Regions from separate parts of the Homo sapiens genome. Here region 1 is linked to region 2. A link is an interaction called in ENCODE POLR2A ChIA-PET data of the cell type or tissue named here. Cell type or tissue: MCF 10A. All regions are shown on one strand. Each heading gives the region's core, and the rest is flanking DNA. Links, peaks and the distances in the headings are about the cores only. Region 1 has its middle 13 kb from the start of LINC01521. Region 2 has its middle 5.8 kb from the start of NIPSNAP1.

Region 1 (9,473 bases), core at 2,273-6,272, 1.8 Mb after region 2:
TACAGGCACCCATCACCACCCCCAGCTAATTTTTGTATTTTTAGTAGAGATGGGATTTCACTGGTTGGACAGGCTGGTCTCGAACTCCTGACCTCAGGTGATCCACCCACCTCAGCCTCTCAAAGTGCTGGGATTACAGGCGTGAGCCACTGCACCCAGCTGTTTTTATTTTTATTATTTTTTGAGACAGGGTCTTGCTGTGCCAACCAGGCTGGAGTGCAGTGGCACAATCTCAGCTCACTGCATTCTCTGCCTCTGGGGCTCAAGCGATCCTCCCACCTCAGCCTCCCGAGTAGCTGAGACTACAGGTGTGCACTACCATGCCTGGTTAATTTTCGTATTTTTGATAGAGACAGGGTTTCACCATGTTGGCCAGGCTGGTCTCCAACTCCTAAGCTCAGGTGATCTGCCCACCTCTGCCTCCCAAAGTGCTGGGATTACAGGCGTGAGCGTGAGCACAAGCCCAGCCTATTTTTATTTTTTGTTAAAGACAGGGTCTTGCTCTGTCACCCAGGCTGGAGTGTGGTGGTGCCATCACGGTTCACCGCAGCTTCTACCACCTCCTTGGCTCAAGCAATCCTCCCTCCTCAGCCTCCAGAGTGACTGGGACCACAGGTGTCAGCCACCACACCTGGCTAACTTTTATACTTTTTGTAGAGGGGTTTTACCATGTTGTCCAGGCTGGTCTCAAACTCCTAGGCTGAAGCGATCTGCCCGCCTCGGCTTCCCAAAGTGCTGGGATTACAGGCGTGTGCCACTGCGCCCGGCTAATTTGTGTATTTTTTGTAGAGACAAAGATTTCATTACGTTGCTCAGGCTGGTCTCAAACTCCTGGGCTCAAGCCATCTGCCCGCCTTGGCCTCCCAATGTGCTGGGATTACAGGCGTGAGCCACTGTGCCCAGCCTTATTTTTCTTTTTAATGTTTATTTTCTCCATCAAATATAATTTGGAAAATGAGGCAAAGCAGAGGAAACGATAATAAATTATCCATAGTGTCTCACCACTTAAATAGAAGTACTAAAATGTTGGTATATTCTTTCTTTCTTTCTTTTTCTTTCTTTCTTTCTTTCTTTCTTTCTTTTTCTTTCTTTTTTTCTTTCTTTCTTTCTTTCTTTCTCTCTTTCTTCCTTCTCCTCCTCCTCCTTCTTCTTCCTCTTCCTCTTCTTCTTTTTCCTCCTCCTCCTTTTTCTCTCTCTCTCTGTTTTTTTCTTTTCATGGAGTTTTGCTCTTGTCGCCCAGGCTGGAGTGAGTGCAACGGCGCCATCTCAGCTCACTGCAAACTCCACCTCCCAGGTCCAAGTGATTCTCCTGCCTCACCCTCCCGCCTGCCACCATGCCCAGCTAAGTTTTGTATTTTTAGTAGAGATGAGGTTTCACCATGTTGGTCAGGCTGGTCTTGAACTCCTTGACCTCAGGTGATCCACCTGCCTCAGCTTCCCAAAGTGCTGGGATTACAGGCGTGAGCCACTGTGCCTGGCCAAATGTTGGTATATTTTCATCTTGACTTTTTTTTTTCAGTTTCAATGCACTGTTGTTAAAAATACTACTAATGAATATATGCTTTTTTTTTTACATTAAGAAATGAGTGTCTCACTTTATCGCCCAGGGTAGAGTGCAGTGATGAGTTCATAACTCATTGCAACCTGAACTTGTGGGCTTGAACAATTCTCCTACCTCAGCCAAGTGAGTAGCTGGGATTACAGGCACCCACCACCACACCTGCCCTCTCCTGCTTCTTAAATGAAGCAGTATATTATGAATATGTTGCAGATTAACACTGGGACTGTAGGTAAGTGTGTTTTGGGGCCACTTTCACTTTTTATCTTAAACACTTTCATAGTGTTTTATTTTATTTTTACAACGCAAATGGTTACTTTTGTCATTTGAAAAGCAATAGAGGCGCCAGGCACGATGGCTCACACCTGTAATCCCAGCACTTCTGGAGGCCAAGGTGGGTGGACCACCTGAGGTCAGGAGCTCGAGACAAGCCTGACCAACATAGTGAAACCCTGTCTCTACTAAAAATACAAAAATCAGCCAGGCATGGTGGTACATGCCTGTAAACCCAGCTACCTGGGAGGCTGAGGCAAGAGAATCGCTTGAACCTGAGAGGCAGAGATTGCAGTGAGCCGAGATCGTGCCATTGCACTCCAGCCTGGGCAACAAGAGTGAATCTCTGTCTCAAAAACAAAAACAAAAACACTTATATAGTGTTTTATTTTTACAACGCAACTAGTTACTTTTGTCATTTGAAAAGCAATAGAGAGGCCAGGCGTGGTGGCTCACACCTATGATCCCAGCACTTTGGGAGGCTGAGGCGAGTGGATCATGAGTTCAGGAGTTCAAGACCAGCTTGACCAACATGATGAAACCCCGTCTCTACTAAAAATACAAAAATTAGCCAGGTGTGGTGACGCACACCTGTAATACCGGCTACTCAGAAGGCTGAGGAAAAGAGAATCGCTTGAATCCAGTGGCGGAGGTTGCAGTGAGCCGAGATCGCACCACTGCACTCTAGCCTGGGCAACAGAGCAAGACTCTGCCTCAAAAAAAAAAGAAAAGAAAAGCCATAGAGAACCCATAATATCATGAGTACCTTTCAAGTCATTACATAAAAATTAAAAATAAAATAAGTAAATATTAAAGAAATCTTATTTTCACGGGCTGCAAAGCTTCCCGACTGGATGATTGGTTGTATCTTGATCTTGATTCTCTAACGGTTTCTCCTGTGGAACACTTAGGTTGTGTCCTTTTTCATTTTCTTTGCTATTATAGATAGCACTGAGAAGAACGTCTTTGCACATCATACATACCAGAAGCTTTAATATGATAATCTGATTTCATATGCTGGACTAGAAATGGAGAAAGACAGCTTGTGGGGCGACGAGTGCTGCTTTTATGAGGCGTTTTCTACTGGAGGTGGGAGGTAAGTAGATTGGTGGGGGAAAGGAGCTTAAAACAACAGTATTCTGAAATTCAAAATTTAGATTTAAAATAAGAATTATGAGCCGGCCATGGCGGTTTATGCCCGTAATCCCAACACTTTGGGAGGCTGAGGGTGGGGCAGATCACTTAAGGCCAGGAGTTCGAGACCAGCCTGGCCAACATGACAAAACCCAGCCTCTACTAAAAAAAAATATATATATATATTAGCTGGGTGTGATGGTGCGTGCCTGTAGTCCCAGCTACTCGGGAGGCTGAGGCACGAGAATCGCTTGAACCCAGGAGGCAGAGGTTGCCGTGAGCTAAGATTGCGCCACTGCACTCCAGCCTGGGTGACAGACGAAGACTCTGTTTCAAATAAATAAATAAAAAGAAGAATCGGGGCCGGGCACGGTGGCTCACCCCTGTAATCCCAGCACTTTGGGAGGCCGAGGGGGGCAGATCACAAGGTCAGGAGATCGAGACCATCCTGGCTAACATGGTGAAACCCCATCTCTACTAAAAACACAAAAAATTAGCTGGGTGTGGTGGCGGGCGCCTGTAGTCCCAGCTACTTGGGAGGCTGAGACAGGAGAATGGCGTGAACCCAGGAGGCGGAGCTTGCAGGGAGCCGAGATCGTGCCATTGCACTCCAGTCTGGGCAACAGACTCCATCTCAAAAAAATAAAAATAAATAAATAAAAAGAAGAATCATAGCCGAGTGTGGTGGCTCACACCTGTAATCCCAGCATTTTGGGAGGCTAAGACAAGAGGATTGCTTGAGCCCAGGAGTTCAAGATCAGCCTGGGCAATATGGCAAGACCGTGTGGCTACAAAAAAATTTTTTTGTTAATTAGCCAGGCAAGGAGGCATGAGCTTGTGGTCCCAGCTACTCGAAAGGCTGAGCCAGGAGAATGGCTTCAGCCCAGGAGGTTGAGGCTGCAGTGTACTGTGTTTGAACCACTGCACTGCACTCCAGCCTGGGTGACAGAGTGAAAAAAAAAAAAGAATTATTAGCTAAATGAGCCTCAGGTCCATTCCAGCTCAGGAATTTGGAGTGTTTTATTGTCATCTGTCTCAGGTCCAGGCTAGAGTGAGGGGTAGGTGGAGATACAAGCAGAAGGTTGCAGTCCACAGTCCACATTCACAAAAACACTTCCAAGCCCCTTGAGATTCCCTCCTGGGTTGACTCCCCAGCTCCCTCCTGTGCAGACCTGACTTTGCAAGATTCATGTGAAGAACCTGGAGAGTCAAGGTGATAGAGTCAGCCTGCATCCTCAAGGTTTGGGGCCTCACTTGTCTCTGAAAATCAATTTCTTTTCTTTTTCTTTCTTTCTTTTTTCTTTTCTTTTCTTTCCTTTTTTTTTGAGACAGAGTTGCGCTCTGTCACCCAGGCTGGAGTGCTGTGGAGTGATCTCAGCTCACTGCAACCTCTGCCTCCCGGGTTCAAGCAATTCTTGTGCCTCAGCCTCCCAAGTTGCTGGGATTACAGGCATGCAGCACCATTCCTGGCTAAGTCTTCCATTTTTAGTAGAGACATGGTTTTGCCATGTTGTCCAGGCTGGTCTTGAACCCCTGACCTCAAGTGATCTGCACACCTCAGCCTCCCAAAGTGTGGGAAATTACAGGCATGAGCCACCGAGTCTGGCCTGAAAATCAAATTCTATCAACTGAGGTGGAGCTTGGTTCTGAACCCACTTCCAGCTTTGTAATTTGGGGCAAATTTACTTAACAGCCCAGAACCTAAGAGGTTCTTTATTTGAGGGAGGGTCTCACTCTGTCACCCAGGCTGGAGTGCAATGTCATGATTACAGCTCACTGCAGCCTCATCCTCCTTAGCTCAAGCAGTCCTCCTGCCTGAGCCTCCCAAGTAGCTGGGACCATAGGCATGTGGCTCCACACCCAGTAAAAAATTTTTTTTTTTTTTTTTTTTTTTGTAGAGATGGAGTTTCACTAAGTTGCTCAGGCTGGTTTCAAATTCCTAGGCTCAAGTGATCCTCCTGCCTAGGCTTCTCAAAATGTTAGGATTACAGGAGTCAGCCAGCCACCAAGCCTGGTGCCTAAGGGGTTCTTATAGAAATGAATGAGAATATTATTATGCACATCGTAAATGCTTAATCAGTGACAGCTATTTGTTGTTGTTTGCAATTCAGTGTTAAATGCTGTGATGAAAGAAGCACAGGAATTACAGAAGTCATATTAAATATGATAGGACCTAGCCTGGGGCATGGGGGCAGGCTTCCTACAGGATGCCACAATAAAATTCTGACTGGTGAAGAAGAAAGGCCCTGGGGTATTTCTTTTCTGACAGCTGGATCTTTCTAGGTGAGAATGTAATATATTCAATGCCAGGTGATTCCCAAACCTGTGTGTGTGTTACAATCCCTTGGGGTGAGGGTGGGGAGGAAGTGATAGGTTACAAAAGATTCTAGAGGCACCAGCCCAATCGGAAGTGCTATATGAGGTACATATTATTCTATGTGAGGCACTTCGCATAAGACGGCTCTCAACCTTCATATCAGGAACAAGGATTCCTAGTTTTCTGGTTCCTGGCATGTGCTCTAAAAGAAATGCAGGGCTGCCCAGGCGTGGTGGCTCATGCGTGTAATCCCAGCACTTTGGGACGCCGAGGAGGGTGGATCACTTGAAGCCAGGAGTTCGAGACCAGCCTGGCCAACATGGTGAAAACCCGTCTCTACTAAAAATACAAAAATTAGCCGAGCGTGGTGGCATGTGCCTATAATCCCAGCTACTTAGGAGGCTGAGGCAGGAGAATTGTTTGGATCTGGGAGGTGGAAGTTTCAGTGAGGTGAGATCGAGCCACTGTACTCCAGCCTGGGAGTAAGACTCCGTCTCAGAAAAAAAAAAAAAAAATGAAAACAAAACAAAACTGCAGGACTGGGACTTGGGACACAGCTGGAGTCTTCAGTTTTTGCTTTGTTATGCTCTTATCATTCTTACCAGCTCAAATAATTATTTATTTTTTTTAAATTATTGTGGTACATAGTAGGTATATATATTTACAGGTACATGAGATGTTTTGATACAGGCATCCAATGTGAAATAAGCACATCATGGAGAATGGGGTATTCATCCCCTCAAGCATTTATCCTTTGAGATACAAACAATCCAGTTACACTCTTTATTTTTAAAAGTACAATTAAGTTATTATTGACTATAGTCACCCTATTATGTTATCAAATAGATTTTATTCATCCTATTTTTTTGTACCCTTTAACCATTGAATTTTTTTTTTTTTTTTTTGAGACAGAGTCTTGCTCTGTTGCCCAGGCTGGAGTGCAATGGTGCAATCTCAGTTTGCTGGAGCCTCAACCTCCTGGGCTCAAGTGATTCGCATGCGTCAGCCTCCCAAGTAGCTGGGACTACAGGCATACACCACCATGCCTGGCTAATTTTTGTATTTTTAGTGGAGACGGGGTTTCGCCATGTTGGCCAGGTTGGTCTGAAACTCCTGGTCTCCAGTGATCCACTCACCTCAGCCTCCCAAAGTGCTAGGATTACAGGCATGAGCCACCATGCCTGACTATATTTTTTATTTATTTATTTATTTTGTAGAGAGAGGGTCTCACCATATTGCTCAGGTTGGTCTTGAACTCCTGGTCTCAAACAATCCTCCCGCCTCAGCCTCCCAAAATGCGATAATTACAGGCGTGAGCCACCACGCCCAGCAAAGTCTCCAGTCTTTGTGACCCTAGTTAAGTCCCCTCCTTTCTCCATGATTCAGTTTCCTCATCTGTAAAACAAGGGAATTGATCTAAATTAGGAGTCTCAAACTCAGGTGTTTCTAAGGGCCAGGGTAACTTGGTGAGATGTGTGGCACAAATGGGAACTACAGGGCTGAAGAAGGCACCACAGCAAAGGGGAAAACAGGCTGGACACAGCAGCTCAGGCCTGTAGTCCCAGCACTGTAGGAGGCCCAGGAGGGAGCCCAGGAGTTGGAGACCAGCCTGGACAACATAGAGAGCCCCTTGTCTCTACAAAAAAAGGGGGGCAGCCAGAGTCCAGCCTGTGAACCCAGAAGTATCTGATTTAGATCTCAATCAATTTAGAAAGTTCATTTTGCCAAGGTTAAGGACGTGCCCATGACACAGCCTCAGGAGGTCCTGAAGACATGTGCCCAAGGTGGTTGGGGTGCAGTTTGCTTTTATGCATTTTAGGGAGACATGAGACATCAATCAATATGTGTATATGTACATTGGTTCATTCTGGAAAGGCAGGACAACTGGAAGGAGGGGCTTCCAGGTCATAGGTAGATAAGAGAGACAAAGGGTTGCATTCTATTTTTTTTTTTTTTTTTTTGAGAGAGTCTCACTGTGTCACCCAGGCTGGAGTGCAGTGGCTCGATCTCCACTCACTGCCACCTCTGCCTCCTGGGTTCAAGTGATCCCGCTGCCTCAACCTCCCAAGTATCTGAGACTACAGGCGCGTGCCACCACACCCAGCTAATTTGCATTTTTAGTAGAGAGACGGGGTTTCTCCATGTTGGCCAGGCTGGTTTTGAACTCCTGGACTCAGGTGATCTGCCTGCAGTGGCCTGCCAAAGTGCTGGGATTACAGGTGTGAGACACCATGCCCGGCTCCAAAGGGTTGCATTATTTTGAATCCTTGATCAGCTTTTCCCTGAATCCACAATTTAGTTTGGCTCAGTGAATCTGCATTTTTACATAAACAGTAGGGCAGAGGAAGCAATCAGATATGCATTTGTCTCAGGTGAGCAAAGGGATGACTTTCTGTCTGGCACCTGTGAAGATAAGCTATCTCTTTACATTGCCAGGTGAAATTCAACAGAACTGATTTAGTTCTGTTGAACTAAAGATATAGGGAAAGGGGCCGGGGGGTGGGGGTGGCTCACGCCTGTAATCCCAGCACTTTGGGAGGCTGAGGTGGATGGATCACGAGGTCAAGAGACCGAGACCATCCTGGCTAACACGGTGAAACCCCGTCTCTACTAAAAAACAGAAAAAATTAGCTGGGCGTGGTGGCGGGCGCCTGTAGTCCCAGCTACTCAGGAGGCTGAGGCAGGAGAATGGCGTGAACCCAGGAGGCGGAGCTGGTAGTGAGCTGAGACCACGCCACTGCACTCCAGCCTGGGTGAGAGAGCAAGACAGCATATCAAAAAAAAAAAAAAAAAAAAAAAGATGTAGGGAAAGGGAATTGCCCCAGGTGTAGCAGCAAGAATTACAGAACAGATTTATTTATCTTGAAAAAGGCCCAAAGTCAGGAGGTAAAGATCTTGAGGCTCACAAGAAATTTCCTTATGGGCAAATTGTGCGGCGGGAGGTATGTAGCTTTTTTGTATCTTTGTAGCTATCTTATTTAGGAATAAAGTTGGAAGTAGGTTTGCCTGACATAGTACCCAGCTTGACTTTTCTTTTTTTTTCTTTTTGAGATGGAGTTTTGCTCTTGTTCCCCAGGCTGGAGTGCAGTGGCGCGATCTCGGCTCACTGCAACCTCCACCTCCTGGGTTCAAGCGATTCTCCTGCCTCAGCCTCTCAAATAGCTGGGATTATAGGCACCCGCCACCATGCCCACCTAATTTTTGTATTTTTAGTAGAGACAGGGTTTCTACTAAACCTGTTGGTCAGGCTGATCTTGAACTTGGCCTCCCAAAGTGCTGGGATTACAGGCGTAAGCCACTATGCCTGGCCCCAGCTTGGCTTTCCTTTTGGCCTAGTGATTTCGGGGTCCGAAGATTTGTATTTTCCTTTGACAAGCCAGTCACGGGAATGAGGGCCTAGTGCCATCAGGTTTTCTGGTTTTTCACAAGAATCTGGAAATCCATTTTTAAATGTTTGGCAACTAGTCTAAAATTTCCCATAAACATTATGCTGGTCAAGTGGAGCAGGCCAGTGGGCCAGAGTGGGCTGCCAGTCCCCAGTTTATCACCCCTGGAGTGGCTGTACTTGGAGGAGTCCTCTGACTAGCCATTTGCCATTTTATGTGCCTGGAAATTGCTCCCAGTGTTCCCAAGTGGGCCCTTCTCTGCCGATGGGATGTAATGTATGACCTTGGGCAGCAGGGTCAAATAGTTTGAGGCTGCAGGCCATACCTCCACGAGAGGAGTGCTCTGAGATGGGGCCTGGGCCTCAGCACAAGTTGCCTATAGCCTCCAGAAACTCTGAGTTCTCTTAGCAATTCCTAGAAACCTCAGCAGAGTCCCCCACCCTTGGCAGGCTTATCCGGTCCAGCAGACCCAGGTGGCTGACAAATAAATTGCAGTGAATCAGAACTTGGATCCACAGCAAGTAATCATGGACAGAGGCTGAAGTATCATCTAGTTGAATTTCTCCATTTTATAGACCCAGAGGAGAAAGTGGCCTGCCCCAAGTCCTAGAGAACCCAGATTCCTGCAAAAGGGCCAGTGGTTACTGTGAGCCCCTAGGAGCTGGACAGGCCTGGGTTCAAATCCTAGCTTTGTCAATTGCCAGCTCCTGACTTTGGGCCTTTTTCAAGATACATAAATCTATTTTGTAATTCTTGCTGCTACACCTGGGGCAATTCCCTTTCCCTACATATTTCTCTTCCAAAA
Region 2 (5,547 bases), core at 1,548-5,547:
ACAGCAAATGGTGTCATGTGGTGGGAGCAGCTCTTTCCTTAGGAACCCAGCGTGGCAGACTGACTGTGGAGTGGTGGAAGTGACCACCTCCGCCAACCTGACTTTGGACCTGAGCTTCAAAGGATGAGTAGGAGTCTGCCAGGAGAGAGGGAAGGACCAGCGGAAACTCAGAGGAAGCAATGTGTACTCAGTATGTGAAGGGGCTGCCAGAGGCCAGGCGCGGTGGCTCACGCCTGTAATCCCAGCACTTTGGGAGGCCGAGGCAGGTGGATCAATTAAGGCCAAGAGTTTGAGACCAGTCTGGCCAACATGGCAAAACCCGATCTCTATTAAAAATACAAAAAGTTAGCCAGTCATGGTAGCCACACCTGTGGTCCCAGCTACTCTGGAGGCTGAAGTATGAGAATGGCTTGATCCCAGGAGGCAGAGGTTGCAGTGAGTGGAGATTGTGCCACTGCACTCCAGCCTGGGTGACAGCAATACTCTGTCTCAAAAAAAAAAAAAAAAAAAAAAAAATGAGGGGTGTGTGTTGAGGGCTCTTCCAGGAAGAAAGCACAGTTGAATATAATGAATGGGTGGAGATTATGTGATGGCAGCCTCTCATTCAGTACAGGAATAATTTTGTTTCTCTTTTTTTTTTTTTTTTTTTTGAGACAGGGTCTCACTCTGTCGCCCAGGCTGGAGTGCAATGGCGTGATCTCAGCTCACTGCAACCTCCACCTCCTAGGCTCAAGCGATTATCCTGCTTTAGCCTCCCGCATAGCTGGGATTACAGGCTTGCATTACCACATCCAGCTAATTTTTGTATTTTTAGTAGAGATGGGATTTCACCACATTGGCCAGGCCGGTCTTGAACTCCTGACCTCAAATGATCCACCCACCTCAGCCTCCCAAAGTGCTGGAATTACAAGTGTGAGCCACCGCACCTGGCTGGAATAATTTTCTAACAATGGAATGGGCTGCCTTGGTGGCATGTCATTGAATTGTGTCAACAGAGGCCGAGTAGCAGCACGTTGGCTATGTGGTAGAGGGCATTTGGCAGTCAGGCCACAGCAAGCTGGACCCAAGGACAGGGAGGAGCCGGCCTTGGTGGTTTAGGGTGAGAGGCTCTCACCAAAGCCTTGGCATTCCTGGCTGCCTCACACTGCCTCCCAGGTGAGGAGAATGAGGGAGGACTGACCTGCAGCCTCCTCCTGTGGGTCTTAGCATTTCTAAGAAGGGTTTTCCATCTCTGTCCAGCCAAATAGGGCAGGAGGGTGAAAAAAGGTGGTGCTGGGAGCATGCTTCCACCCCTGCCTGGGAGAGATGGGATATGGGCATCCCTCCCCAACCCACATGAACCACAGTGTGGCCGCTGACTAGAAGGGCAACCTCAAGGCCCCTACTCCCACCTCAGCTAGGGCAACCACATATCCCAGTTTATCCTGGACTTTCTCAGTTTTAGCACTGAAAGTCCTCCATCCCAGAAAACCCCTCAGTCCTGGACAAGCCAGAACCTTTGGTCACCCCAATTACGGCCCTAGTTCTCTCCCCAGGAGATATACCCACTCCATCCCAGAATCTTTTCCTTGCTTAACTAAATCTATTTACCCTCCTTTTTTTTTTTTTTTTTTTTTTTTTTGAGATGGAGTCTCGCTCTGTTGCCCAGGCTGGAGTGTAGTGGCGCAATCTCGGCTCACTGCAAGCTCTGCCTCCCAGGTTCAGGCCATTCTCCTACCTCAGCCTCCCGTCTAGCTGGGACTACAGGTGCCCACCACCACGCCCAGCTAATTTTTTTTTGTATTTTTAGTAGAGACGGGGTTTCACTGTGTTAGCCAGGATGGTCTCGATCTCCTGACCTCGTGATCCGCCCGCCTTGGCCTCCCAAAGTGCTGGGATTACAGGCGTGAGCCACCGTGCCTGGCCCTATTTACCCTCCTTGAAAGGGAGCTGGGGTCTGGGCGAGGTAGCTCACGCCTGTAATCCCAGCACTTTGGGAGGCCGAGGTGGGTGGATCACCTGAGGTCAGGAGTTCAAGGCCAGCCTGGCCAATGTGGTGAAACCTCATCTCTACCAAAAATACAAAAATTAGCCGGGTGTGGTGGCAGGTGCCTGTGGTCCCAGCTACTCGGGAGGCTGAGGCAGGATAATCAGTTGAACCTAGGAGGTGGAGGTTGCAATGAGCCAAGATCATGCCACTACACTCCAGCCTGGGCAACACAGCAAGACTCCGTGTCAAAAAAACAAAACAAAACAAAAAAACAAAAGAAAGAAAGACAGAAAGGAAAGGAAAAGGAAAAGGAAAGGAAGAAAGAGAGCAGGGATGGGGTCCAAGCTCAGTGGCTCACACATGTAATCGCAGCACACTGGGAGGCCCAGGCAGGAGGATTACTTGAGGCCAGGATTTCAAGACCAACCTGGGCAACATAGTGAGACCCTTGTCTCTACTAAAAATTTTTAAAAATGAACTGGGTATGGTAATGTGTGCCTGTAGTCCCAGCTATTCAGGAGGCTGAGGTGGGAGCACTGCTTGAGCCCAGGAGTTGGAGGCTGCAGTGAGCTATGGTCATGCCACTGCACTCCAGCCTGAACAACAGAACAAGACGTTCACTCTAAAAGAAAAGGGGTATGCCGGGCACGGTGGCTCACGCCTGTAATTCCAGCACTTTGGGAGGCCAAGGTGGGCAGATCACCTGAGGTCAGGAGTTCGAGACTAGCCTGACCAATGTGGAGAAACCCCGTCTCTACTAAAACTACAAAATTAGCTGGGCATGGTGGCACGTGCCTGTAATCCCAGCTACTCGAGAAGCTGAGGCAGGAGAATCGCTTGAACCTGGGAGGCGGAGGTTGTGGTGAGCCCAGAGTGCGCTATTGCACTCCGGCCTGGGCAACAAGAGCAAAACTCCATCTCAAAAAAAAAAAAAAAAGAAAAAGAAAAAAAAAGAGTGAGGGTGGAACTGGGCTCTCTTTGTGGCACTCAGTGACATACAATGCTGGTTAACTGGGCACCTGATGTGAACTGTCCTTACCCACAGACCATTCATTCTGTGTAGCAAACCAGTTGCTGTATTCTGGTCAGCAAACCAGTTAGGATAAAATTCCATCAATAGGCCGGGTGGGATAGCTCATGCCTGTAATCCCACTTTGGGAGGCCGAGGTGGGCAGATAGCTTTGAGCTCAGGAGTTCGAGACCAACCTGGGCAACATGACAAAACCCCATCTCTACAAAAAATGCAAACATTAACTGGGTGTGGTGGTGCACACCTGTAGTCCCAGCAATTCAGGAGGCTGAGGTGGGAGGATGGCTTGAATCCAGGAGGCGGAGGTTGCAGTAAGCCAATATCATATCACTGCACTCCAGCCTGGGTGACAGAGTCAGACCCTGTCTCCAAAAAAAAAAAAAAAAAAAAAATTCCACCAGTAAAAATGTGGCTGAGCACAGTAGCTCACACCTATAATCCCAGCACTTTGGGAAGCTGAGGCAGGAGGATCACTTGAGGCCAGAGTTTAAGACCAGCCTGGGTAACATAGGAAGACCCCATCTCTATAAAAATAATTTTAAAATATTAGCTGGTGGTGTGTGCCTGTAGTCCCAGCTACTCGGGAGGCTGAGGCCAGAGTATTGCCTAAGCCCAAGAAGTCAAGGCTTCAGTGAGCCATGATCATGCCATGCCACTCCAGCCTGGGCAACAGAGGGAGATCTTGTCTTTAAAAAAAAAAAAAAGAAAAAAAGAAAAATTCCACAAATAGAGATTTAGACAATTTCCAATTACTATGGAATAAATTACCCCAAATCTTAGCAGCTTGAAACAATCAGCATTTATGATCTCACACAGTTCCTGAGGGTCAGGAATTCTGGAGTGGGTGGTTAGCTGGGGCGGTTCCTTCTCTGGGGGTCTCACAAGGCTGTAATCAAGATATTGGCTTGGGTTAGTAGTCATCTGAAGACTTGACCAAGGCTGGAGAATCCCCTTCCACGGTGAGTCATTCACATGCCTGGCAAGTTAGCGCTGGTAGTTGGCAGGAGACCTCAGTTCCTTGCTACATGGGCTTCTCCAGAGGGCTGCTTGAGTGTCTTCACCACATGGCGGCTGGCTTCCCCCAGAGCAAGTGATCCAGTAAGGTGAAACCTTCAAGGACTTTTGTGATCTGACCTTGGAAGTCACACTGTCGTTTTTGTACATCCCATTGGTTGGACATGGAGCCCTCCTCTGCAGGAGTCAGGGTCTTGTTCTGTTGCCCAGGCTGGAGTGCAGTGGCACAATCATAGCTCACTGAAGTCTCCAACTCCTGGGCTCAAGCAGTCCCCCTGACTCAGCCTCCTGAGTCACTAGGACTGCAGGCATGCGCCATCCATGCTCAGAATATAAATATCAATACGTGAGCAGGGCTGCATGTCTAACCAATAGGTGTAAATATCAACATGCGAGAGTCACGTGGGACATCCTGGAGGCTGGCTAGCACAATTAGCTTTTGTACTAGGCCCAACTTAATTATTAGGGTTGGACTCAGTTCTTCAAGCTGTCTTCTACAAGGCCTCCCCAGAGTCCCCACTGTCCTCTGTCCTAGGATCTCTCTCTCTCTGAAGTTCCTTTCTGCCCACCACTATGTCTGTGACATCTTTTTCTCCTGAACATGTCTCCCACCCACCCCTCCTCTCCCTGCAGAGAGCCGACCCCTCCTCTCCTGCCCTCTTCCCTTCCCAAAGCTGCCCTCATGGAATCCACCTTCATAACTCTTTGCCGAAGTCCGTTATCCAATCTGCAAAACGAAATGAGAGGAGCCAGGGACAAAGACAGTTGGGCAGAGCCAGGCAGAGAAGAACAGGCAGGTTCATAAGTGTAAAATATTGACAAACCTGCCATCATCCATTCCCTCAGACAAATAGATCATCACCAAATGGGCTGCAGACGAGCAAAGAGACAAATTACCCAGCTGTGGCAGTGTCACCTGCTCCTTATTAATGGGCTTTTATGCTCAGACCCAACTGCTGTCTGAGAACTGTACCCTTCAGTTCTTATGGGACCCCAAACAGGAGGGAAAGGGACAAGAAAGCTTTTATGTCTCACCTGGGGCAAGAGCCACAGAGCTAAGTCCCAGCCTTTCTGGACTATGCATCATATACAGATATGAATCATGTGCCTTTGACAGAGTGCCACATAAAAACATTAACAGGCCAGGCGAGGTGGCTCACGCCTGTAATCCCAGCACTTTGGGAGGCTAAGGCAGGTGGATCACTTGAGGTCAGCAGTTCAAGACCAGCCTGACTAACATGGTGAAACTCCATCTCTACTAAAAATACAAAAATTAGCCAGGTGTGGTGGTGTGCGCCCGTAATCCCAGCTACTCAGGAGGCTGAGGCAGGAGAATCGCTTGAACCCAGGAGGCAGAGGTTGCAGTGAGCCGAGATGGAGGCAGAGGTTGCAGTGAGCCGAGATCATGCCACTGTACTCCAGCCTGGGCAACAGAGCGAGACTCTGACTCAAAAAAAAAATGAACAAAGGCCGGGCGCGGTGGCTCACGCCTGTAATCCCAGCACTTTGGGAGGCCGAGGCGGGTGGATCATGA

Evidence for each region. ChIA-PET counts read pairs that join two places held together with the same protein. Peaks named below come from ENCODE experiments on the same cell type or tissue, not always from the same donor. Only the 100,000 strongest peaks of a DNase experiment are listed, where the experiment ranks them.
Region 1: POLR2A ChIA-PET joins it to region 2 with 5 read pairs; 3 of 35 experiments call an interaction of 5 or more read pairs at or near these places.

What each region holds. Positions count from the first base shown.
Region 1 is chr22:31,355,144-31,364,616 of GRCh38, forward strand. No RefSeq gene overlaps it. Among named protein-coding and RNA genes, the nearest start is that of LINC01521, 13 kb to the left of the region's middle. In MCF 10A, for the core only: no CTCF peak of the experiment used is centred there; no DNase peak of the experiment used is centred there.
Region 2 is chr22:29,584,166-29,589,712 of GRCh38, forward strand. No RefSeq gene overlaps it. Among named protein-coding and RNA genes, the nearest start is that of NIPSNAP1, 5.8 kb to the left of the region's middle. In MCF 10A, for the core only: no CTCF peak of the experiment used is centred there; a DNase peak (open chromatin) is centred at 3,996.